Linked DNA regions of Homo sapiens: all the other regions are linked to region 1. A link is a loop called in an ENCODE intact Hi-C map of the cell type or tissue named here. Cell type or tissue: endothelial cell of umbilical vein. All regions are shown on one strand. Region 1 has its middle 200 kb from the start of COPS8-DT. Region 2 overlaps LOC105373949 (a long non-coding RNA gene). Region 3 overlaps COPS8-DT (COPS8 divergent transcript). Region 4 has its middle 180 kb from the start of ACKR3.

What was found. Peaks named below come from ENCODE experiments on the same cell type or tissue, not always from the same donor. Only the 100,000 strongest peaks of a DNase experiment are listed, where the experiment ranks them.
Region 2: it touches region 1 in a loop (1.9-fold over the local background); 4 of 110 quality-filtered maps call a loop at or near these places.
Region 3: a loop joins it to region 1, with 4 times the contacts of the local background. A loop is called at or near these places in 3 of 110 quality-filtered maps.
Region 4: a loop joins it to region 1, with 2.5 times the contacts of the local background. A loop is called at or near these places in 6 of 110 quality-filtered maps.

Annotation. Positions count from the first base shown.
Region 1 is chr2:236,886,868-236,891,867 of GRCh38, reverse strand. No RefSeq gene overlaps it. Among named protein-coding and RNA genes, the nearest start is that of COPS8-DT, 200 kb to the left of the region's middle. In endothelial cell of umbilical vein, no CTCF peak of the experiment used is centred here; DNase peaks (open chromatin) are centred at 2,457 and 4,117; H3K27ac peaks cover 3,391 bases.
Region 2 is chr2:236,774,774-236,779,773 of GRCh38, reverse strand. LOC105373949 (a long non-coding RNA gene) reads right to left here. Exons shown (of 5, transcript XR_924026.3): 3 at 2,750-2,864; 4 at 1,889-2,374. Among named protein-coding and RNA genes, the nearest start is that of ACKR3, 210 kb to the right of the region's middle. RefSeq lists an enhancer at 4,876-5,000. In endothelial cell of umbilical vein, no CTCF peak of the experiment used is centred here; a DNase peak (open chromatin) is centred at 2,763; H3K27ac peaks cover 1,437 bases.
Region 3 is chr2:236,995,790-237,000,789 of GRCh38, reverse strand. The region is part of intron 1 of COPS8-DT (COPS8 divergent transcript); the gene reads left to right. Among named protein-coding and RNA genes, the nearest start is that of COPS8-DT, 88 kb to the left of the region's middle. In endothelial cell of umbilical vein, no CTCF peak of the experiment used is centred here; DNase peaks (open chromatin) are centred at 1,869 and 2,369; H3K27ac peaks cover 2,052 bases.
Region 4 is chr2:236,745,976-236,750,975 of GRCh38, reverse strand. No RefSeq gene overlaps it. Among named protein-coding and RNA genes, the nearest start is that of ACKR3, 180 kb to the right of the region's middle. In endothelial cell of umbilical vein, no CTCF peak of the experiment used is centred here; a DNase peak (open chromatin) is centred at 2,145.

The sequences.
Region 1 (5,000 bases):
TTTGCATAGTAATTTTAAGACCACCTAACTGAATTCTCCTATTGATTCTAATAATGTTTTCGCTTGATTTACTTTGTGTTTCTAGACACACACTAATGCCATCTTCAAATGATCTCTTATCTAATTGCATTGGCTGGTATTTCCAAAACCATATTAAATAACAACAGTGAACATAGGCATCCTTTTCATTGTCTTGACTTTAATTTGAATGGCTTTATTGTGTCACAGTGAAGCATGACAATGATTTTTGTTTTGAGATTTTTTAAGAACCACATTAGAGAACTGCAACAGAATCTCATATCACATGGATTGTTTGTTTAGTGCATGTGTAGGTGAAATTAATTAAGATAGGTTGGATTTTAGCCAAGGAGCTCTTTGGCATTTATTAATTGATCATATTATCTTCCTCTTTTGACTTATTCAATGGATGTTGAATTAATTAATAGATTCAGATGCCTAGTTGGTTGTGGTTTATGTGCTTGCTTTTATATTCTTGCAGAGGGAAGTCTGTGCCTGTCCAGGGTTGGGCAGAGATGGATTCTGAAGTTGTCGTAGATCTCAGACTAGTTCTCTGAAGGTCAGATAGAGGAAAGGGAAGAAATTTTAAATTGCTTGTAGTTTTTCTCTGCCAGCTTGTTACTGTGCAGAGGGGTGTTCAGGATGTGGGGGCAAGGAAGCTGGGGGCCACCTGGGGGCTGTGCCTCTGTGTATTTTGGCAGCCATAGCCCCCCTGTTTGTTTATGTGTTTGTTTGTTTGTTTGGCTTGTAGGCCAAGGCCCTCAAGTGAAATTGGCTCAGAGGAGTCTCTACATGGTGTGGCCCCACTCTTCTTTCCATCCTTGATCACCAGGTTAGATGCTGGCACGGAGACCTTTCTCTGCCCATCTGTATTAGTCCGTTCTCACATTGCCAGTAAAGACATATCTGAGACTGGGTAATTTATAAAGAAAGTTTAACTGACTCACAGTTCTGCAGGGCTGGGCAGGCCTCAGGAAACTTATAATCATGGAGGAAGGGGAAGCAAACACATCCTTCTTCACATAGCGGCAGCAAGGAAAAGTGCTGAGCAAAAGGGGAAAAGTCCCTTATAAAACCATCAGATCTCGTGAGAACTCACTCACTATCACCAGAACAGCATGGAGGTAACCACCCCCGTGATTCAATTACCTCCCACCGTGTTGCTCCCACAGCACATGGGGATTACGAGAACTACAGTTCAAGATGAGATTTGGGTGGGACACAGCCAAACCATATCACTGTCTTCCTCTGGTTAAGTGGCTCCTGTGGGGAAGTCACGTGGGGGAGTATCTGCTTCCTTTGCCCCATCCCCTTCTGCACCTCATCTGGCAGAGATTCATCGGGGTTGGCCCTGGGGCACTCTCCACTGTTGGCAAGGCCAGGGTGCTTTCCTCCAAGTTTGTGTCTCCGTAGCCACTCAGTGACCATCTTCAAGAGAAGGGAGTAGACAAGGAATAGTGTTTGCTGAGAAGATTCCTAGTTGTTTTAAAAAGTGCATGTGCTGGTGTGCACGCGTACACACACACACACACACACACATATACAGTACACTATAAATTCGTATACAAAACCTTCTTGGCCAAAGTTAGAAACGTCGGAGCCTAAGTTAGCACAGAGACCCAGAAGAAACCCAAAGCCAGCACTGTGAGGCGCAGGAGCCCGTAGGGTAGAAAGCTACATTCCGCCACTCCCGAGAAAGACGACTGGGCCTGGGCAGGCGAAGGTGACTGTGGCCCTTTCTCTCAAGCCAGGGAGCCAGCTCCAGGGGCCCTACAGCCTGACCTGCGCCCCTCCAGCTGGGGCCCACTGCTCCCCATCCCGAGTCCTGCTCAGAGACAGAATCTTCATTTGTCCTCTATTTCATTATTCGGGGTCAGACTCTGGGTCTTCCAAGCTGACAGCAGGGAACCTGATAAGCGAATCTTCGCTAATAAGAGAAGCTCCGGCTAATTTGGCCTAAATTCCCCATATCCCTGGCACCCTGCTAAGGGAAACAGTCACATCAAAAGCAGCCAAGATCATGCCTTCTTTTTCTGTGTTTTGTTGTTATTGTTGTTTTCAAAAACACTTTCACGCAAGCTATTGTCATTTATCTTCATATGTGAGCATGGTCGAAATGATGGCTCCAATTTTCCAGATAAAGCTGAAGCTGCCAAGAGCCCAGGATCTGGTTCCCAATCTCTGCACTCCTGGACAGCTACGCCGGGTTATCCAGGGGCCCCCAGGTCTTTCTAACCTAATCTGCTCAGGAGGAGAAGCAACCCAGGCTGTTCCACATGCATCTTAAAATTTTAAATATTTAAACGTATCCCTTCAGACTAGCTTTCGTGACACCAAGGTGGAAATGAGTAACAGACATCTTTCCAGAGAAAAGACCACTCTCTCCTTCTGTGGCGTGGCTTTCAGGAAATGGGAGGGGAGTGCGAGGAAATCAGATCTAAAGGAACACCGAGAGTCCATAAAGAATAATTACAACCATGAGCCACGGGGAAGAGGAAATGGACTCCGGAGTCTGATAAATAGGATTTTATTAACTTATTAACCTCGCTGGCCTATCTAGGAAGCTAAAAGCGAGACCTTTCAGCCCAGCAGTGACCAGTGCACACTGGGAACCGACAAGCAGATGGAACACACAGGGCCTTGTTTAGACAGAGGCGGAAAAAGCAGCCCAGCAGTGTGGGCACTACATGTCTTTATTCCTAGGGGAATGTTTGCTGGAAGGGAAATTATCTTGAAATATGAAGCTGGTGATATTTCATCCATAGTCATACTAGAGATAAAAGATCTGATGCTTTAAAAAAAAAGTAGAGAGAGTAACATGAAGTGAAAAGTATTTCTTCCTTTCATGGGAAGATTAACTCACGTTGGGGGAATATAATTTTGAACCTGGAAATTGGCGATGTCTGGCTATCTATGTCCCAGGCGGCCATTGAGGCTCAGGAGGAGGCAGGGACCACATGGTGCGTTTCTAGACAAGCAACCGCCCAGCCGTCCCCTCGCCATAAACCCAGCCCGTTATTTGCAGCAGGCCACACAGACGCAGGGGAACAGGGCCTCTGCTTCTCTCTCAAGGACTGGAGTGGGGCTGTAATTCTTTGAAATCCAACAGCCCATTTAGTCATTTCATTTTTGCTGATCCAGCAGGCGGAATGGAGGCCCAGGAGTGAGCCTGGGTCTCTGGCTGCAGAGAGAGGAGTTCCAGCAGCTCCAGGCTCAGGTGCGTTTGCGCTGTGGCCCCCACAAACGGGGGCCCGCTGCCCCACATACTGAGTCTCTCTCAAGCTTCCTGAAATGACCGTGTGGGTTGTCTGGGCTGCAAACCTCCCAGTGACTACTCATCTCTCAGAGTAAATTCAAAGTCCTTGCAATGCCTCCATGCCCACATCCTCAGACCCTTCTCACCTTGTGGTTCCTCCCACTCCACGGCACGCAAGGCCCTCGCTGGTGGCAGGGCCTGTGGGCAGAATTCTCTTCTCCCAGGGGAGCACCTGGGGAATCCCCTCATTACCTCCCAGTCTTTGCTCCATTCCCTTTGCACCAAGGCCCACCAGGTCGGCTGTACTGGTCTGATGCTTCACTCAAGGCTCTATTCCTGTTTCCTTGGCACATGTCACCTTTTGGCTCATGAAGATGGACTGACACCTCCTCGATGGGGTATGTGCATTCCTTGTTTCCTCATAGCACATAAGTGCCGTGAGGACTGGGGCCTTGTCTGCATCTCACTCGTCTATTCCCAGCACCTAGAAGAACCATGGGCACACAGGGAAACAGGCAGCGAGTGTGTTTCCATCCAAAACAGCATCTCCAGTGTGTTTTTCTCTCTCAGCCCTTCCTTTCCAGAGTGGGAGAGAGGCCAGGACAGGCAGTCTATGCGCAAAAAAGTCCTTTAAATAAGGAAGGTAAAGATCCGGTTTTACGGCACTACCCCTACAGGAATTCCAGGCTTTCATAGAAACAAGTCCACATCCCTGTGCTGAAGTCTGCCGAAAGGAGGCCTCTCAACAGTGGGTGATAGTCCACAGTTTACAAGCGCTGGCTCCAGGCCTGACCAGAGAGGACCCCGAGCCGTGTTCCCCCTGCCTTCACTCTGCATTTTCTGGTTCAATTCAGGTCATAGCAGACTGTGGCTGTTATTCTAGCATGGTTACTAGCATATAAATATTTGTCAAGTGTTTCATTCAAATGCCTCTTCCAGGAAAAGAGGGTGGAGGGCCAGCCACGTGCCATTGGATGTTAAGGAAAGGTTGTTCCAGCAAATAAAACATGTGGCCTGAGACTTATGTACGAGGATGTTCAATACAATCTTACTTATAACAGTGAGAAAAGTACAAGCAACTTAAATAACCAATGGCAGAAGCATGGCCAAATAATTTATGGTACAACCATAATACAGTGTATTATGAACCTATAAAAATTATATTCTCATGGAATATTAAAGGTCATGGGGAAAGTCTATGAAAATGCAAAAGAAAAATATTAAAATATTCTCAGAAGCTATATCTGAATTGTATGTTTATAGGTAATTTTATTTTCATTTTTATACTTTTCTATTTTTAATGTTTTTTATAAGACTCATATATTACTTTTATTCTCTGGGGAAATAATGAATGCTGTCTTAAAATAAAGTGAACACAGTCTTGAGTAATAAGCTATGATGGATTATCCACACTACTTTGTTGAATTCAATATTTGGGAACAATATAAGCAAGTAACCAGCAGTGTCCTGTGCACCAACCTGGTTGGAAACTGCCCAGGTCTTATACACAATGTCACTGTGTCCTTGGGCTGAGGGGAAGCTCCCTGAACTTTGGTGGGTGATGATTCGGAAGAGGGTGAACTTCCCTTCTTAGTAGAAGAAGGTGCCCTAGGCCCTGGATGGGGCCTCAAGACCAGCCTTTTCCTCGGCTGTTCCTTGTATTAGGTTGGTGCAAAAGTAATTGCACTAAAATGCATTAAAAAATGGCAAAACCCGCAATTACTTT
Region 2 (5,000 bases), 110 kb after region 1:
CTGGAAGCTTCCTGCCCTCGAATATCAGACTCCAAGTTCTTTGGACTCTTGGACTTACACCAGTGGTTTGCCAGGGGCTTTCGGGCCTTTGGTCACAGACTGAAGGCTGCACTGTCAGCTTCCATACTTTTGAGGTTTTGGGACTTGGACTGGCTTCCTTGCTCCTCAGATTGCAGATGGCCATTTGATGCAGACGGCCTATTGGTGAAGCCTATTGTGGGACTTCACCTTGTGATCATGTGAGTCAATACTCCTTAATAAACTCCCTTTCATATATACATCTATCCTATTAGTCCCGTCCCTCTAAAGAACCCTGACTAATACAACATCATAAATCATTAGGGAAGAACAAATGAAAACCACAGTGAGATATAACCTCACACCCTTTTGGATGGCTACTATCAAAAACAGAAAATAATAAGAGTTGACAAGAATGTGGAGAAATTGGAACTCTTGTGTACACTCCTGGTGAGAACATAAAATGGTGCAGCCACTGTGAAAAAACAATGGTAGGTCCTCAAAATATTAAACATATAATTATCATACGATCCAGCAATTCCACATCTGGATTTATACCCAAAAGAAATGAAAGCAGAGACTTCAACAGATATTCATACACAAATATTCATAGCGGCAGCACGCACAATGGCTAAAACACGGAAGCAACCCAAATGCCCCTCAGTGGATGGCTGGATAAACAAAATGTGGTCTGGCCCGGCGCGGTGGCTCACGCCTGTAATCCCAGCACTTTGGGAGAGCAAGGCAGGCAGATCACGTCAGGAGATTGAGACCATCCTGGCTAACACGGTGAAACCCCGTCTCTACTAAAAATACAAAAAATTAGCCAGGCGTAGTGGCGGGCGCCTGTAGTCCCAGCTACTCGGGAGGCTGAGGCAGGAAAATGGCGTGAACCTGGGAGGCGGAGCTTGCAGTGAGCGGAGATCCCGCCACCGCACTCCAGCCTGGGCGACAGAGCGAGACTCCGTCACAAAACAACAACAACAACAACAATAAAATGTGGTCTATCCATACAATGGAATATCATTCAGCCTTTAAAAAGAAGAAGAGGCTGATACATGCTCTGACATGGATGAACCTTGAAGACGTGCTAAGTAAAATAAGCCAGACACAGAAAGCAAATACTGTATGATTCCACTTATAGGAGGTCCCTAGAGCAGTCAAAGTGATAGAGACAGAAAATAGAGACAGAAAGTAGGATGGTGGTTACTAGGGGAGGGAGAGGGGAGTAGGAAGTTAGCGTTTAGTGCGGACAGAGTGTCAGTTGGGGGAGATGAAAAACTTCTTGAGATGTTGACGAAAATTGCACAAAAATGTGAATGTACTTACTACTGAAATGTACTCTTAAAACGATTAGGATGATACATTTCATATGTATTTTAGCACAATTAAACATTTTTAAAATAAAATAAATTCCTTAAAAACATCCAATAAATTTTCAGCTTCTTCCCTTTGCCTCATATTATCCTTTCAATCAAGGCACAGACCTCTGGGTAAATATAAGAAGGCCTTCTTAGGGGCAGGCAGCTTTGGGGCCCATTTGGACTTCACAGTAATTCCTAAAAAAGAAGATGTGTGTAAGGTCACAGACCAGCTTCTGCATGAATGGAGGCAGACACCAGCAGCTCATTTAGGCATGACATGTTTTCCACTCATAATTTTTAAAGGTGCTCTTAAGCCAAGCTTCTTAAAACCTGGCCCCTTATAGTTACCTCCAGCAGCTTGAGTGGATGAAGTGACTTCCCACTCTACGGAAGAACATTTCCAGTCTCGGACTGCTGTGAGCATAAACCCTTCCATGACTAGAGGGACAGCCAGCAGGTCCAGGAGCAAAGTGTCCCTGTGTGTTAGTGACCTGGATCCTTCTTACCTGGGACTTGCTCCATCGAGGTCTCAGGGGTGTCACGAGGACAAGCACTGGCCTTTCTCACAGAGGTGGGCTTTGGGGATGGCCAGATGACGGTTGAGCAATAACAAAATGGAACAAGGATGCATTCGTGTCTGGGTCACAAGTCAGGATCTCAGTCCCTGTAAATCACTCCCCTGGCCAAGGACACTTGGTGGCCGTCACTGCATACAGCAGCCCTCCGATGGCCCAAGGCTGCCCTGAAGAAGGAGTCCGTGTTCAACACGGCCACAGCAGTGCAGACGTGTGTGGGGTCGTCAGTTCCCCTGGCTTGGCTGGCTCATCCTTCAGATGTAGAGAGGCACCACAGTGGTTTGTTGGTTTCACATCCACCAAAGAAACACATTTTACTTCTCAGAGAAAAGAGATGTTAAACTTCTCCAATTTGGGCAAGCTGCCAGTGACTGCTAGGAGCAGAGACCCTTCCAGAACACCTCACCTTAGCAGGTCCTGCTGAGGAGGAGAAGAAAGGAAAGGTGGGGAAGCACTCCTTTGTAACTTTATTTTGGTCTCATTTAAATGTGTTAAAATGAACATGCATTACTTCAGAAAATAAAAAAAGAAATGCACACATCCCCCAAAGGTGAAAACAACTGGTGCTGGTTACAGACGCTGGGTGTGAGCTGCCCCTGGGGCACATTAACGTATATTCACTATCAGGGAACAGGCCGGGGTGAATTTGAATATCAGATTTCATGTGAACAGATGTTAAAACCAATGAAATAATATTTGTCCTGGCAACGCTGCCCAGGATAAACATGATTACTGATTTAAAAAAAAAAAAAAAAACAAAAAAAAACAGTATCAGAGCAGATGAACACATACCGGGTCTACTGAAGTTGAAAAACAGCTTATTGTGAGGCTCGCCTGAGTCAGAAGCTTCTCCTCAATGTCAATAAAAGAAGACAAAGTCAAAAATCTCTTTGCTCCTTGCGGGAATCTAGAAAGAAATATGCCAAGAGACACCGGGCATGACTCATGGTTTTCTTATGATTCCCACAAGGAAAAACCAAAAGCATAGAGCTCAGTCCATGACAAATCCCAGGAGAGGTGACCTGGCAGAGTGGTTCCAGTGGGGCAGACACAGGGTTTAACCAGAGGCCTGTGTTTCTAGAGCCAGTGGCTGGTGGATGATGGAGAGACAGGTCTCAGGGGAAGAGTAGACCACGATACTTAAAAGGTTCAGCTGTAGTTTGCACACTTTTCTGGGGAGAGAACTTTGGGGTCTACTAGCCAGAGAATAATAGAATTTGGTGGGAATAACAGCTTCTCACCAGAGGCTTTTTGTGAATGTCTAATTCACATCTGCAAGGTCTGGATCTCAGTAGAACGTTTTCAGAGGTTTGAGTGCCACGCAGCTACACTTGCCCTTATGAGGCAAAGGGAATGGAGGCCACAGGCCATCGCCCTACTCTGGTTACGTAGTCTCTCACGCTCACCACACTTCAAAATCCTTGATAAAGATAGTAAAACAATTAACCTTTATCCTGTGCCATAGGCAAAAGCTGCTGCCAACGAAGCACCCCCTAGTCTTATGAAAACTGCTCCATCGAAGGTGGATACCTTGCCATGCAGCCCACCTTAGTGGTCACAACCCCGGCCTGGACCCAGCTCCGGCTTCCCACTGTGGGGATAACCACGCACACAGCCCTGGTTCACAGCAGGCTTCCAGGAGCCCACTCAGATGGGAACCTTGGAAAATGCCTACGAAGGATTCCAAATGAACATCATTCCAAAGGTTCAAATAAATTCCATAACGTGTCTATGAAATGTCTTTGAAATGGGTTAGTGCCTATGAAATAGACAAAAATAATACCTCTTAAAGTACAAAAGGATCATAAAGTGTTTGCAATTCTTTTGTAAAATGTCAGGGATTATTCCCACATTTGCTCACTTTCTTCTCTATAGTTATCTTCTCAATCACTGGGAGCAAAGGCATGAAACATCTTTGTCTGAAGATCTCTAATTTTACTCACTGTAGTTAGAAGTATAATGATTTTGTTTGTTGGTTTTGTGTTGCAGTGTTCTTTGAGGAAGAGTAATATAACCGTTTTTCTTTAACTTTTGTCAAGAGCCCTTAGGATGTTAGAAACCCTCAGAACTTAAAAAAAAAAAAAAAAAAAAATCCCTGCCTGAGAGTCTGTAAGTTGCTACAGCTGTTGTTTCTAAAAATGCCTGTAACCCTCGTTTTCCAGAAAAGGAAAGTATAATACACATTTTTAACCAGTAACTCTCATAAAATATCTACTATGTTAACAGGATTTCACTAGATTATTAAAAATACACAAAAAAGCAACTATTTCCACATCTTAAATGCTCAAATAAATTATGACCTATCTGCACAGTGGGAGTTGTTAAAATACAGCTATTAAAATTATGTTTTCAGAGAATTTTTAATATTGGAAAAATGCTCACTATATGACGTCAAGAGAAAGTAAGCCGGATATTAAGCCCTATACACAAACTTCATTGTCCTGATGAAAAATTGGCTCATTTTAATGTAGTTACAATGTATGGAACACTCATTATATGCCAGGTTAACAGGCAAAACTCAGCTTAGTTTACCTCATTTGTTCTTTTCAAACTTTCTACAGGTAGATACTATCCCCATTTTATATGAGAACACTGAGGCTCAGAGAGGTCAAATAATCTGCTGTCAGCACTCTTGCCTGGTAAAAGTGGCATTTGCAGCCCAAGTCCCAGCTCTAACCCTCCATATTCAAACGTGCGGTTCCAGGACCCGAGCATCAGCACCAGACCCTGCCCCACTCGCACCTTCTGAATCAGAGCCTGAATTTTCTCAAGATCCCCAGATGATGCATATGTTCCTTCAGCTTTGAGAAATGGCTCTAAACCATGCTATAAAGAATAAAACCTCCGAGAAAATGCATTGGAATGTTAACAGTGATTAACTGTGATTTTACAAGTGATTTTCATTTTCTTTTTTACATGTTTTTATATTTCCTAAATGATTTCCATGAGCAAATATTTCATCTACAATAAGAAAAGTGTTGAAGTGAACATTCCATCTTCTTCATTTGTTGATACAATAGAACGTAGATCTACAACATCATAA
Region 3 (5,000 bases), 110 kb before region 1:
TGGAGCAACTAGAAAATGCCACCCTCTGAAAGAGAAGCTCACAGTGACCAATAGAAAATTAATGAGCTCAGGCACCTGTATATATACACCAGGAACTGAGTCATTTGCCAGCGTGCTCAGAGGTTCAGTAGTGTTTCCGGCGGTGTGTGCTGGAGAAGGTCACTTCTGTAAGGTAATACAGGGATTGAGGGTGCCTGAGTATGCAGACCTCTGTATATTGTTCCCCTTTCTTAGAGAGCTGAAATGCTCAATAATGCTTTAAATGCCCTGAGAGGCCCTACAAGGAAAACAAGCAAATCCAGGTTAATTTTATTTAACCTAGTGTTTTCTACAAGGGGTTTGACTCTAGGCCTCTCATTGTAGGACCACATTCACAGGAGGTTAGCGTAAGCCTCTCACATGCATTATCTCATTGAATTCCCTTATAGCGCTACACAATTTGCCACTGTTAGTACCCACATGTGATGAATAATGAAACAGAATCTAACAGCGATGAAATAAACTAACCTCAGGGAACAGTGAGTGCTGGAACCTGGGCTGACTCCCTGCAGCCTGCACAGAGGCTGTGTCCCACACACTCCCCACCCAGGCACACCAGCAGGCTCTTCTGAGCTGCCGCAGGAGCTGCCCAGTTCCCATGAGAGGTCCATCCCCTGGGTGGAGATAGAGAAACTGGGCATTCAGAGCCCAACAGCTCTCAAGTACTGTTCCTCTTAAGGCCACTCCCCAACCCCTCATCCTCTGGTTGGTGCTCACCAGTGGGTCAATGGTAGAAATTTTGTTTTCCAGATTGGTTTATCAACTTTGAGAGAAGAGTGTGCTTTGCAGACTGGCCTCTGTGAATGCATCATCCTCCTCACAATCTGAGCAGGGCTTCACAAGGTCACAAGGGAAGCACTAACTGTGGACGTTCGGGAAGGGTCGTACGTCATCGTGGGGGCTGTCTTGTGCACTGGGGATGCTTGCGAGCATCCCTGGCCTCCACCTACCGGAAGCCAGTAGCACCCCTCACCCTCCCCAACAGGTTGTGGTGACCAAAAATGTCTCCAGCCATTGCCAATGTCCCCTGGGGGGCAGAATTGCCTGGTGAGAATGACTTGAGTTAGAGCATTATGTTAATTCACACCCCCCATCCATTTGCATGTCTGTGAGCATGAATCAGGCCGCGGGAGCACCCCCCGGTCTTGGGTAAATAGAGAAACTTGGGATTCTGAAATTGCACAGTATTAGGCTGTTCTTGCATTGCTATAAAAAATACCTGAGACTGGATAATTTATAGAGAAAAGAGGTTTAATTGGCTCATGGATCCTCAGGCTGTACAGGAAGCATGATACTGGCATCTGCTCAGTTTCTGGGGAAGCCTCAGGAAACTTACAATCGTGGTGGAAGGTGAAGCGGGAGTACGCATGTCACACATCACATGGCAAAAGCAGGAGCACTTTTAAATGACCAGATTTTGCAAGAACTCACTCACTATCATGAGGATAGCACCAACGGAACGGCACTAAACTATTCGTGAGAAATCCACCCCATGATCCAGTCACCTCTCACCAGGCCCCACCTCCAGCACTGGGGATTACAATTCAACATGAGATTTAGACAAGGACAGAACCAAACCCCATCACATAGGAAGCTGAAACTTAGCGACTGAACCCCAGGGCACCTGGATCAGTCAGTGCCCCAGGAGGAACCAGAAGGCCCACTAGGACTGGGGAACTGAGGTAAGCCTAAGGATAATCAAGATAGCGCCAGCGGAGTTGAGGGACATCAACAAAGAATGATGCAGCATGCTGGGCTCAGCTCAGCTGGAAGTGATTGTCATCCCTGCACTTGCAGGGGCAGATGAGTAAGCAATTTCCCGAACCTGGAGAGTTGTATGGAAAGACTGCCCAAGCCAAGCTGTAGCCCTTAGGACAGAGACACAGCCTTCTGGAGCAACCTGGCATGGAGTGCCGGGGAGAAATGACTCCCTTCATACTCTTCCTCCTTCCTGTTTTTTGCTGTCTTCCTCCATTGGCCAAGGTGATAGAAAGCCAAAAGACAAGAGAGTGGCGAATGTGGAATACTCGCTCTCATTCTAGATCAGTTTTCTCCAAATTACTCACAAGCCATCCCAGCATCATTTATTGTGTGATTCTTTTCCCCAAATGGAGTGCTTATTTATTGTCTATTGAATTGTTATATAAAACAGTCTTATTTTTGTTGATTCTGTTATGCTACTCTATATATCTTTTAAAAAATGAGCTCCTCATTATTTCAATTATTTGCTTTGTGACATGGTTTAATATGTAATGGAACTAGCTGGACTAATTTTGCTGCCAAACTACAGTTTACCATTCCCCCTTCCTCCTTCTTTGTTTATTTTCCCATTGTGTGTCTTAAATGACTAACAGCCCAAACCTTTCTGATTGCAGTGGGCAGATTGCCTGAACCTTACTATAAATTTAGTACTCTTTAACACTTACCCAGGTTTTCTTTGATTTGCTTTCCTTTTCATTAAAAACAAAACATTCTTGAAAATTATTCCTCGGCATGTTTGCTAGAATGGTTTATTTCAGCTTGGATGTATGCATTTCTCTCCTTTCCAAATGGAAAATTCTATAAAACTAAAAAACAAGCATACCACACTCTTCCTTTTTTTAGACCAGTATTTCCAACAGTAGCCTCAGCTTTGTTTTGGTCTCCAGTTCTGTCCTAAGTCTCGTTTGAGCAGTGTTGCCTTCTTGAGACCTGATGCTTCACCCGGACACGCACCATTTGTTCAGTGTAAATGTTTTGTTTTTAATGAGAAAAATTTAGTCTCAATATCTGCAAGGAAAAGTAAGATTTTGGTATCCAACATTACTACTAATCCTTTGGGATGTGTAAAATGCACGACATCTGGGTACAATAAACAATAATATGGTCTAATAATGTTTTCATTGCTCAGCATCCTTTTAATAAGCTGTCCACAGGTTTTTTTAAAAAATGTCTTAAACAAATAATAACAAGGAAATTTCAGAACCACAGACATCATTAGCTTGTATTTCCTGAGAGTGATTCCGCAGAGTGAAATAGGGACATACACAGGTGAGATAAAATTTCTGGTTGAGAGAGACATTTATCATAGCACAGGGGGAAATGCCTAATGAGTTACACGAAAGCAAAACATCCAGACTCTTGCAATTTTGACTTCTGCTGCATCTTGAAGCAGGCGCTGTGGACTGAAGGAAGGGTCGTGATGATTAAGCTCCAACTGGAGCCAGTGGAACAATGTAAAAAATTTACCCTTCAATTTGGTTAACTTTCCTTTTTTTTTTTTTTTTAAGTACCTTTTGGTTTCACACAGCTTTAAAATGTACTAAATAACACTAGCAAGAATTCCACCAATGCAGCAATGAGACAAGACCATAATTTATCTGGGAAATTGACCAAAACAAAAATACATTACTGAAAAAGGTGAAGAATGGCTTCCCCTTTCTCTTTCTCTGTTGGCGGAGTGATTTTGTGTACTTGGCTCCAGCAGGGAAAACAAGCGTTGATAAATTAGGTGTTGCAAGCACCCTCCTGCCAGGTTAGCAGGCGGGACCTGTGGCATGCTTTCCCTCACTGGCTGTCACGCTCTCTCTCTCCTTGGGGACATCAGGAAGCTGTCCAGAAAAATAATTGCTTGACATGGTGGGTGGGTCAGGACCCTTTCCAAGCGACCTAGAAGAAAGAATAAAATATTACATTCAAATATCTGTCTAGCAAACATGCCTATATTTTGTATTTTCCATAATTCCACCATGCAAACAAGTCAGTTGATGTATTACCTTCGAACAGTGTAAGTGTTAAGGGGAATAAAAAGTAGAAATGTGTGGTCTCTTCCTTAAAGAGGTACAAGTAACAGAACATTTCTAATTTAAAATTAGCCAGTAATATGAGATATTGTTCGTGTTTATATGTGAATTAAATACTACAAAGAATATGACCTACTGGGGATACATCCCCCAAGCAGATCAGAGGACAGGCTCTGTGGCAACTCTGAAAGGAACCTGGCTCCAGGGGTCAGGAGCCTCTCAAGATCCTCAGCTGAGGGCTCAGGAACTAACACATCTCTCCACTGGAACACCCAGCAAACTGGAAATTGTGAGATATCTGAACAGCATCCATGGTTTTAAAGAAGGGACCAACCTGTACAAATACCTCCCTATGCTGACAGCCTGCCTCAGGAGCACAAGATAACTCTGAAATAACCAATTCACATTCTCAAAGAGATTTGAGGACATTCTTTAGAGAGAAAAGGGAGTAGTATAAACTGGGAAGGATGCTTCGTAAGTTTTGTTTTGTTTCTAATCAAGTAGTCAATAGTAGATTGGCTCCTCCAGAAAACTGAGTATTTATTACTTTTATAATCAGAAAAAAAGTGAAACGATTTGCATTTTGGATTTTAAGAAGAAAAGCATACAATTAGATACATCTCTGTGAAGATTTCAAAATTCCAGAAATACAGGCAACCTGCTGAAACAAAACAAAACAAAACAAAACAAAACAAAACAGGCATTTCACTTCTTTGCAGCAAGATATATCAGTCACAGTGGACCCGCAGCTTCTGAGTGTTGAGGGGACATCTGTGGCCCCAGCATCCAATCTTGCCAAGTATCGTCCCTTCCTGTGGCCACAATCACAACGATCTCAGGAAGGGCCCCTTCCCCCACTGTGAAAGTTGCCAGGAAAGATCTCCTGAGAACTGAGCAATGATCAAAATGTGGAAGGTAATAACAGGGAAGATTTGTATAAAATAAACCACATGAAATGGACATGAAGGAGTAAGTAAACATTGATAACAAGTTTATAAAACTCAATGCCTCAAGGCGGGCAGATCACCTGAGGTCAGGATTTCGAGACCAGCCTGGCCAACATGGCAAATCCCTGTGTCTACTAAAAGTACAAGAATTAGCTGGGTGTGGTGGCACGTGCCTGTAATCCCAGCTACTCAGAAGGCTGAGGCAGGAGAATCGCTTAAAAGTGGGAGGTGG
Region 4 (5,000 bases), 140 kb after region 1:
CTGTTGTTTATAAGCCACTGAGTGTTAGGTATTCTTTACAGTAGTATGCATGGGCTAAGACGGAGGACTGAAAGGCACATCAGACAGAACTCTGAGTAAGTCTTGCCTCATCCCTTTCCCAGTCCTTCTTCCTTTCTCCTGATCCCTTTCAGAGCATCTGACTCCTCCATTGCCAAGTCTACAAGCTGGTCAGCCGGTTCATTACCAAGTCCTGTCCACTGGACCTCTCAATACACCTGCCCTCTGAAGCCTCACCTTCATGACTCACCTGGATCCAGCTTCTGCCTGCTGTCTTTTCCTCCAACTCCAGACCACGCCAATCTCTACACAGTGTCCCAACTGACCCTTGAAAAAGCCAATCTAATATGGGATAAGTCTAGACCAAAGGCCTGGGTTTCCCGTTGCTTTTAGGATGAGGAGTCATGTCCTTGCCTGGTCTTCAGCCCCTGTGTGCCTTAGCTCCACCTACATCTCTCTGTGCTCACTGTGAGGACTCAGGGTCTCCCTCCACCTGATTTGAGGACTCAGGGTCTCTCTCCACCCAGCGTGGGGACTCAGGGTCTCTCTCCACCCAGTGTGGGGACTCTGCTTCTCTCTGCCCAGTGTGGGGACTCAGGGTCTCTCTCCACCCAGTGTGGGGACTCTGCTTCTCTCTGCCCAGTGTGGGGACTCAGGGCCTCTCTCCACCCATTGTGGGGACTCAGGGTCTCTCTCCACCCAGTGTGAGGACTCTGGGTCTCTCTCCACCCAGTGTAGGGGCTCAGGGCCTCTCTCCACCCAGCATGGGGACTCAGGGCCTCTCTCCGCCCAGTGTGGGGACTCAGGGTCTCTCTCTGCCCAATGTGGGGACTCAGCCTCTCTTTGCTCAGCGTGGGGACTCAGGGTCTCTCTCCGCCCAGTGTGGGGACTCAGGGCCTCTCTCCGCCCAGTGTGGGAACTCAGGGTCTCTCTCCACCCAGTGTGAGGACTCAGGGTCTCTCTCTGCCCAGTGGGGGGACTCGGCCTCTCTCTGCTCAGTGTGGAGACTCAGGGTCTCTCTCCGCCCAGTGCGGGGACTCAGGGTCTCTCTCCACCCATTGTGAGGACTCGGCCTCTCTCTGCTCAGTGTGGGGACTCAGGGTCTCTCTCCACCCAGTATGAGGTCTCAGGGTCTCTCTCTGCTCAGTGTGGAGACTCAGGGTCTCTCTCCGCCCAGTGTGAGGTCTCAGGGTCCTTGCATGAGCTCTTTCCTCTCCTGGGAATTCCTTTTGCTTCCGGGCTGACACCAGTGATCCTGGAGGTCTCCATGTGAATGTCCCTTCCTCAGGAATCCTTTCCTGGCCATTATTCCTCAGCAAGCACACTTTCCTCTCCTCAAAACTCTTCCCACAATTGTAACCAAACACCGACTTGTGTGAAGCAGGTGATTTGTCTTCCTGCTGCACTGTGAGTGCCACGGGGGCCTGGAGCACGTCTCCCTGTGTGTCACCAAACCACCAGTGCCTGACTCAGAAAAAGCAGCTCAGAAATATCAGGGGAATTGAATAATTCATCCAAATATCAAATTTCAAAAGCATGGTGCAGAAAAATATCAGTGGCTTTCATCAACCACACACTAAAACATTAGATGGGTCTAGATGCAGGCATAGTTACAAATGTGGCGTCCCCACGGAGGCATGGCCCCGTCACCCTGGGCACCAGCCAGGCCACACCCTGAGTATTCTAGTTGTACCATTCTTCTTTAAAAAGATACTGGTTGAAATACATGTGGACTGGGACATGCTCTCCCTTCTGGAGGGTAAGGTAGCCCACATCTTACTTAATGCAAAGCGCTGCTATTTCCACTAAAGTTTTCAGGAGCCTAGTTCTAGTTACCTTCATACAATGCCTGGCCCACTGTAGGTGTTCCCTGAAAGTCCAGGCAGCAGGCCAGCTGCAGCGTGAGCAGCTGCAGGGAGGGAGCCTCAGGGCTGTCCCTGAAGGAGCCAGCCCAGCCTGGCCACCTCCAAAGCCCGCATGCTTCAGGGGAACATGAGGCGCTCAGCCCTCCTCTGGCTCAATTCAGGCAAAACAGGAGAAAACGCATATAACGTTAGCCTGGGGGACCTGTCAAAATGCTTTCCAGCCTTAAGCTTCTGCGATTTTAAAATTGTCTTGGGCTAAATGGTCAGGACTCAAAGGAGGGATTGGGAGGGTTGGGGGATGCTTACAGTCGGGACCCAGCCCGTCCTGGAATTGGACATAAAACAGCCAATTGAAGGAAAAGAATTGGGAGGCCCTGCTGGGATTCAGTCATAAGAGGAAATGAAACCAAGGGAAATTATTTAATACCGGTATTTCCTAATCATAACTTTTTGCTTCTTTGAACCGCCCTATGGGCCAATCTCATTGCAATCTTGCATTGAAGGAGGAAGAGGGTGGAGGAGAGGCGGTTGCTGCGGCATTTGGCTCTGCCTCAGGGTGACACTTCCGAAGGAGGTCCCCACCAAGCCCTGTGTCCAGAGCTGGGAGCGTTCTGAAAGGTAAACCCAAGGTCAGAGAATGACTCCCCAGTGCAGAAGAGAAGACGGATGACTCCTGCAGTACCTGAGACACCACCTCCTGAGCCAGCCACTTCCTGCTGGGGGCCTGAAAAAGACAGAACCAAGACATGAGGGATCTGGTGGTGTTTCCTGGATGTCTGGGGCTTGGGGATTCTGTGTGCATGGTAGAGAGGGGGTCCCAACTCCCAAACTCCAGCAGCAGTGAGCAGAGCTGCACAGGTTGTCCGAGCAGAAACAGGAGAAAGGAGGTCTGTCCCCATGTGGGGGCCTGCACGTCTCACACCTTCAGTGTGTGGGCTGAGGATGAGGCCTCAGGCTGCAATGAGCATGCTGTCCCCAGACACTAATGTCGGCTTTCCCTTTGCCCAGACCTGGACAGTCACTCAGGTGTGGGGTCAGCGCTGAAGCACCGGCTGTTTCCTAGAAACACAAGCACACCCTCAGGCCTCCCTCCCTCTACAGGAGAATGTAACCAAATATTCCATTTCTCCAGTGGATCTGTGTGCCAAGGGAAACTTAACTGCCACTTGGAGCATAACTGAAGGGGTGACAAATTATTTAGGGGATATTTGGGTTGCAAGGAATATCCTTTTAAAAACAACAAAGTGCCATCTTTTGCTTTTATCATGATGGCACATGGTGGGGGGGAACTACATTTTTATTTGCTTGTTGTTGGGTACAGAGTTGCTTTCACGTTTCTCCTTCTCACACAGGTCCAAGTGCCCAGCCTCCCTCTGTCACCTCCCCATCCCCCTGTCAGAGCACTCAGGCCTGTCCCCAGGGAGTTCTACGGGCTCCCTGCAGGCCCTCTGAGGGGCCTCCCATCCCACGGGACCTGCCTCCATCAGCCTCATACAACTTGCTTTGCCTCTGGCCACTCTGATCCGCGCCCCCACGTTTGCAGCGCTTAATTATGTGTGGACTCCTGTGCTTGCTAGTTCAAAAAAGACCCTGAAAATAATCCAGTTTAACCTCTTCATTTTAGAGATAAAGACACTAAATTAAGTAGGTAAGGAATTTAAGTTCCACTCAGGGTCAACCCAGACATTTAATGGAAGAATAAAAATCAACCCCCTCATCTTCCCATCACTCTCTGCCACACCACGATGGCATCTGACTGTTTCATGTTTATGTCAGATGCACCATTGATTTGATAAGGGGCTTTGACAATACTTTTTAAAATAGAAATAATAAGGAAACACTTCCACATAAATGGAATTGCATCCTGGATTTCAGAGAAATGCTTAGGTGAGGGGAAGAGGGGTCTTGCGATCCAGGAAATGTCCTTCTACAGCCCTGTCCACTACCCAAAGCCTCGCCTGCCCCACAGCCCCGGTGCTGAGATGGGGTTCTGAGATGGGGGGACCGTGTGTGGTGGTCCTGCCAGGTAGATGGAGCGATTCGCTAGTGTGGCTCTCGGGTCATGACCCTCCCTGTTGTGGGTCCCAGGGGGTGGGTTATTGGAATTGCAAGCTCCCCGATGTCTGGCTTTGCCGGCACCCACCTGCAGCCTTGCCATGGCACTGTCCCCTCAAGCTTCTGCTTAGAGGCTGTCACCCGGAAGAATTGCTGAGGCCAGCCCTGCCTCTCACCTAGGGTATTGACGGTCATTGTGAAGAGCATAATGCTTTCCACTAATCCATCGAGATGAGGCAACATAACAGCACTATTCCTATCCATAGAAATAAATAGAAAGGAGCTGATATCCTCATCTCTTGATGTGATGGGGCTACATGCTTTGATCATCGAAGTGCTTCTGTATACTTGATCTCAAGAGGGGAGAGCAGTGCAGAGGGAAATAGTCAACTTTTTTGTTTTTGTAAGTAGCACAGTAGACTTTTTTAATGATTAAATGATTTTTTTCCAGATTTGATAAAACTGAAAGGAACTTTTGTTTTCTGTTTCTGTTGGGCTGATTTAAAGAAGAGATGAAATTAAAAAGATAAATAACAACAACAAACAACAAACAAAACAGTAACTGGGAAAGCTTCTAGAAAGCCAAGGGTATCTTTTCATCTTCCATCCTAGCTGAATCTCCTACTCTGTCTTCTGCACTGATTTTCTCTTTCTTTTATACCTTAGACAGGGTTCTGCCTAGTCCTATTTTTATATCTTTACAAGACACAAGATTACAGCCTACTCCCCATTTTAGGACTCGAATGACACTTTCACTATTTGACATTTGTTTTGGTCTGTCGAGCTAAGAATAATTTGTGGGAGCCCAACAGCTGATTTTAATAAAAGAACCATGGAAATAATATTCGAAACAAACACAAAGCATCAGCCATCTCCAGCAAAGGAGCTGGCATGCAAATCCAGATTATCTTCCCCACCTGGCCACCCTCATGCTGGCCTGGGAGCTCACAGCATTCAGCACACAGGTTCAATCTTGACGGGATAAGCCTGCTTGTGTTTCAGAGCTGGGTGGCAGACAGGCCACTGGTGCAATTCTGTGTCTCACGCCCTGGGGGATTGTTC